Regions from separate parts of the Homo sapiens genome. Here region 1 is linked to region 2. The links are chromatin contacts, found by Hi-C or POLR2A ChIA-PET in ENCODE. All regions are on one chromosome and are shown on one strand. The core of a region is the stretch at or near the end of the contact, and the rest is flanking DNA. Distances in the headings are between cores, read along the strand shown. Region 1 holds the start of CPE (carboxypeptidase E). Region 2 holds the start of TMEM192 (transmembrane protein 192).

What was found. A loop is a pair of places that touch in the nucleus more often than their neighbours do. ChIA-PET counts read pairs that join two places held with the same protein, here RNA polymerase II (POLR2A). Pooled maps may share reads with other maps.
Region 1: a loop to region 2 is called in a map of endothelial cell of umbilical vein, with 6 times the contacts of the local background. The contact joins the promoter of CPE here to the promoter of TMEM192 in region 2. A Hi-C loop is called at or near these places in 2 of 168 maps with a recorded cell type or tissue (ascending aorta and endothelial cell of umbilical vein) and 10 of 50 pooled maps. POLR2A ChIA-PET finds 5 or more read pairs at or near these places in 4 of 52 experiments (Caco-2, HepG2 and WTC11).

The regions. Positions count from the first base shown.
Region 1 is chr4:165,377,580-165,380,331 of GRCh38, forward strand. CPE (carboxypeptidase E) reads left to right here and starts at 1,429. Exons shown (of 9, transcript NM_001873.4): 1 at 1,429-1,949. The coding sequence starts at 1,643. RefSeq lists a silencer at 1,462-1,721.
Region 2 is chr4:165,111,610-165,114,309 of GRCh38, forward strand. It overlaps TMEM192 (transmembrane protein 192), which reads right to left and starts at 1,251. Exons shown (of 6, transcript NM_001100389.2): 1 at 1,138-1,251. The coding sequence starts at 1,164. RefSeq lists enhancers at 527-766, 1,547-1,606 and silencers at 797-1,056, 1,225-1,423.

The sequences.
Region 1 (2,752 bases), core at 179-2,678, 270 kb after region 2:
TACTCAATTTTTTTTTCTAGGCTTCCAAGGTTGCTGTTTTGGGCATGGTTTTAGAAATATAATTATAAGTTTGATTTCAAACTTCTGGACCATGTAATCAAGCACAGACTGGTCATAGTGGAAAATATACAATTTTTAGCTCTGCCTACATTGACAAAAAAAAAAATGGCTGGATCCACATCAATTCAACTTGAGTGCCATGTGTTTACAGTGACAGTTTCTCCCCGAAAACGCAAAAAAAAAAAAAAAAAAAAAAAGAAGATCCATGCTGCTGTAGTATATGTACATAGGGGTGTTTAAAGCCAGCCCCTCCAGCAGCACCTTACCAACCATGTCTGTGCTTTTATTTATTGATCCAATAAGATGACTTAAATATCTAACTCCTTTTCCACGTAAAAGTTTTTATTATGTGCAATGCATTGTTAAACAGGTGAAGAATGAACAAGTTTAGAAAAACAAAGAAGCTTAACATGGAAAATTACCCGCATGGTGTCCACTTTTCCTGCTCGGTTGCAATACCCAATGGATTATTTATTAATTTAGATTTGTGCTGTCCCTGAATCCAAACAGCAGCCTCTTTAGAGTAACATCTGCTCCAGACATTGCTCCAGGAATATAAATCCCGACTAAGGGGTGGATATTTAAAGCTGTAAATGATTTTTTATTTTTACAATAGCTTTGCAAAAGGAACGGAGGTGTCATGTCATCATCAGAGTTTTCTTAACAGGATTTAATCTTAATGCCAAACTAAATCCTTTGTCTAAAGCATCAGCAGAGTTGTACTTATTTTCCCCATAGTATTAAAGAGGAGGGCTGGTGCAGGCACAGCCATATGACATTGCCTTATTTATTTTGTCTGTTTGTTTTCTGGAAGAATCTAGGAATGTGCATAAATACAATTAAGGACAGTATCTACAAATTGGAAGAAAGCATTTCTATTCTCTTAAACCTCTAAATCAAAGCACTTAATGTTCTGATTTCCAGCAAGACCTTCTAATAAATGAAAACCCAACCCTTGGGTTTGTGTTTTGACTCTTGATACAATTATGAAAGACGCATCAGGAGATGGCAAGTGGCTGCCAGTACTTCCTTTTTTCTGGAATATTCTCTAATTCTTGGTGGATCAAGATGGAAACTGGTAGGCTTGGAATAGATGTCCCTTTAAAAGGCTCCACTAACAATACAAGAATATTTTTTCCATACGCAGTGACGTGGGTGGGTCATGGGTGTCTCAATGACAGTAACGTTCCCGAACCCCGGACCTTAGCTGTCATTTCACCTGCGTCGTCCCGGACGCCATTTGGCTGTTGACGTGGTTCCGAGCCAGCAAATAACGCCAGCAGCCCTCCCAGATCCACGCCGGCCCGTCTCTCCGCCGGCCCCCTCCTCGCAGTGGTTTCTCCTGCAGCTCCCCTGGGCTCCGCGGCCAGTAGTGCAGCCCGTGGAGCCGCGGCTTTGCCCGTCTCCTCTGGGTGGCCCCAGTGCGCGGGCTGACACTCATTCAGCCGGGGAAGGTGAGGCGAGTAGAGGCTGGTGCGGAACTTGCCGCCCCCAGCAGCGCCGGCGGGCTAAGCCCAGGGCCGGGCAGACAAAAGAGGCCGCCCGCGTAGGAAGGCACGGCCGGCGGCGGCGGAGCGCAGCGATGGCCGGGCGAGGGGGCAGCGCGCTGCTGGCTCTGTGCGGGGCACTGGCTGCCTGCGGGTGGCTCCTGGGCGCCGAAGCCCAGGAGCCCGGGGCGCCCGCGGCGGGCATGAGGCGGCGCCGGCGGCTGCAGCAAGAGGACGGCATCTCCTTCGAGTACCACCGCTACCCCGAGCTGCGCGAGGCGCTCGTGTCCGTGTGGCTGCAGTGCACCGCCATCAGCAGGATTTACACGGTGGGGCGCAGCTTCGAGGGCCGGGAGCTCCTGGTCATCGAGCTGTCCGACAACCCTGGCGTCCATGAGCCTGGTAAGGGCGCTGCCCCCTGACAGCCCTGGGGGCATCCCGGAGGGGGGCGGCAGAGGGTGGGACTGGTGGCGGTGGGGGAAGGAGGGAGGGATGGGCCCAGGGGTGCCTCTTGGTAAAAGGTATCTAAGGTGGAAGGTGGGAAGTGGAGGGAGGGATGGAAATGGGGAAGAACCCGACTTAGAGCGCCAGTGGCCCAATTTCTGCTTTCCCGTCCCATCCCCCCAGCACCAATCCCATCTCCCCAGACCTTAGGCCACCCTCTAGTAAGTATAGGCTTGGGAGGCTGGGGTGGCGGGGGATGGGGGGGATAGCAATACAGAAAAAACAAATCCTGACGCACGCAACCCCAGCGGTCGCTCTCACTTTGCTGTGTGAAAAACCCAAAGGAATGATTGCGAGTCCCCCGCAAGGGGGGTTGGTCTTCCTTGCTGACAAGAGTAGAAAGATAAGGTGCAGAAGGCAGTGATTGAGAGGAAAGGAGAACGAGGGAGAAAGAGTCATTTATCATGTTTTCTCTAATTTCCAGAGGACCAGTTTATTGGCTCTGTGTACCCATCTCTACCTGTGTGTGTATACGTATTAGGTACACTCGCTGCTGTGGATGCTTGGGGAATCTTAGGGATATTGCCAATCTGGGGTGGTGGTGTATAAAGATACGTTGGTGCCCCTCCTCCTACCAGGGTGAAAAGTGGTTTCTGACTTTTGAAACCAGATTTTGAAACTGCACAAGGCCTTTCCAAGGAAAAAGGAGTATTCCATTTTCTCTGCTATAACCATTTGAGATGAATAGTTTGTGATGGGGT
Region 2 (2,700 bases), core at 1-2,500:
ATTTTGCTTTAAATATATATGAGTCTCAAATCTACTTACAGGTCTTACAGTTAATTTTCCATTTTCTCAACTGGAAAAAATAGAAAATTTTAGTTTCATTAGAAATTGTTTGGTCTTTATTTCATCAAGATTATTTAACTGGTTACTGCACAAGAATCTAAGCTACCGTAATGCTGGAACTGTTTCATGTTTCTCTTCCTTTTCCTGATGCAGTTCATTCAGTGATAGGATCACAGTAATATTCCTACTAATTTATTAACCCAAATTAGTGCTTTACAGTAACTGTCAACTTTGCATTTCTCAAGAGCAAAAATTTTATTACTTGCCAGTGGAAAATCCAGTTAACTCTCAGCATACATACATGTTTCTCCTAAAAACACCTTACGATACTGAAGCAAAGAAATAAGATTTTTGTAATTATGCTACCATTCTGTACTATACACGCTGTAAACTAGGCCACTGGTTTTTTGTTTTTTTGTTTTTGTTTTTGTTTTGGTAATCTGGTTTGAATCTATCAAAGATTTAAAAACCTTTGTATTCCTACCATGCTAGATTCAAAACAACACATGACACTTTTTCTCTCGTGTGGGTTTCCAGGCCATGATAGCGACAGGTCTGCGGGACGCTGGCGCCCGGCCCGAGCGTCGTTGTCACTCCAAGTCCACAGCCTCTAGAGCCAAGGCAAGGGACCTCACCAGGAAGGGAGATTCGCCCCCTGTGCCCCTGGGACGTCCGAGCGGAACCCATCGGCCCGGCTCCCGGAGACTCGCGGGGAGGAAGGGCTGTCAGGCCAGGCGCGCATCACGTGAAGCTGCCAGTTCCGGGATCAAAGACGTACCCCGCACGTGGGCTGGGCGCCAGCCTGGGACCCCCGGGGGCCGCGCGCCCACCGCCCAGGAGCCCACCCCAGCCTCCACTGGGAAAATTAGCCCGGAGCCAACGTGTCGCGGATCCCACAGCCGCCTGGAGCCCTCCCAAAGCCCCGCGCCCAGGCCTCCCCGGGCACAGGCGGCGCCCCCTTCGGCCGCGGCCGCAGTCGCCAAGGGTGGCTTCCCTCTCTGAGTCTCCGCCCCGTGCGCCCCGGCACAAGAAAAAGCGGATTCCGGGGCCAACCGCCCGCCGCCTCCGTGCACTCACGTCCTCCATCCTGCCCCCCGCCGCCATTTCCCGACGCCGGAGGCCGAAGCCCTGGCCAGCCCGGCCTCTCCACCTGGACCTGTAAGCCTCTGGCCGCGAAACTCGCCACCTTCTGGGACCTGCCAGGCCCCTCCCCAGACACACCCCCTCCTGCGTCCGCCCCGCCTCCGGCTGGCCCGATCCCCGCCCCCTTAGCTCCGATTGGCTGAGATGGTGGGAGGGGTGTGCCGGCCCAGAAGACCTGGACTGTGGGCGGTGGCTACCGCCTGAACCACCTCGGTTCCTGGGGCTTCTGGCCGCAGCCCCTCGGTGCGCTCTTACCCAGAGACTTGAGCATTTAAGGATGCCTTCCTAGTCCAAGAATTTAACTATTTTCGGGCTCCACTTGCATATTTTAAGAACATTAACTTTTTTCGGTCTTGCCTGGTTGTTTGCAGACACAGCTCTACGCCTAGGTAGAACCAGCGGTAAAATCCTACTCCGCCAGCAGAGGGACAGGAGCAGAATAAAGATTCCAATTTCCATGACATATTTACAGATTTCTCCAATGGGAAACAAAGCAGTTCGGAATGCTTACGGCGTTCGTTTATTAAGACAGAGTCTCGCTCTGTCGCCCACGCTGGAGTGCCCTAGCACGACCTCGGCTCACTGCAGCCTCGAATTCTTGGCCTCCTGGCCAGTTCTCCCACCTCAGCCTCTCAAAGTACTGAGATTACAGGCGTGAGCCACTGGGCCCTTGTTTCTTTTAAAATTGAATTTCAAAAAGAGAAAAAACTTCAATGACATTTTCTAAAAAGCTCATGATTGTAAAAATGTAAGCAAACAAGGAAAGAAATTTTCTGTTACCAGCTCCCGGAGAGAACTTTGATATCAGTTAGAATATATACACTCATACATTTTTTTGGTGGGGCGGCGGAGACGGAGTCTCGCTCTGTCGCCCAGGCTGGAATGCAGTGGTGCAATCTCGGCTCCCAGGTTCAAGCCATTCTCCTGCCTCAGCCCCCTGAGTAGCTAGGATTACAGGCGCGTGCCACCAAGCCTGGCTATTTTTGTATTTTAGTAGAGACAGGGTTTAGCCATGTTGGTCAGGCTGGTCTGGAACTCCTGAGGTCAGGTGACTCGCCCGCCTCGGCCTCCCAAAGTGCTGGGATTACAAGTTTAGCCACCGCGTCTTGCCCACTTTCATACATTCTAATGCTTATTTGTACATTGAGTATAGTGTGATCCAGTTTAGGATGTGTGAGATAAAACTACGCAAATGTTAGTGAAGGAAGAGATGGTGTAAGACTCCACGTGATCTTCTTTTTTCTTTTTCTTTTTTTTCTCGTAGAGACAAGGTCTCACTATGTTGCCCAGGCTGGTCTCATAATCCTGAGATTCTATGAATTATTTATCACAAGCCTTTTCTAGACGTGCAAATTTTCTTCTCTGCATTTTATTTTGAAAATTTTCAAGCCTACAGAAATGTTGAAAGATTAATACAATGAACATCCATGTACCCCTCACACTTGATTCATTAGTTGTTCATTTTTTGTCTTGGTTGCTCTGTGTGTGGGTGTGTGT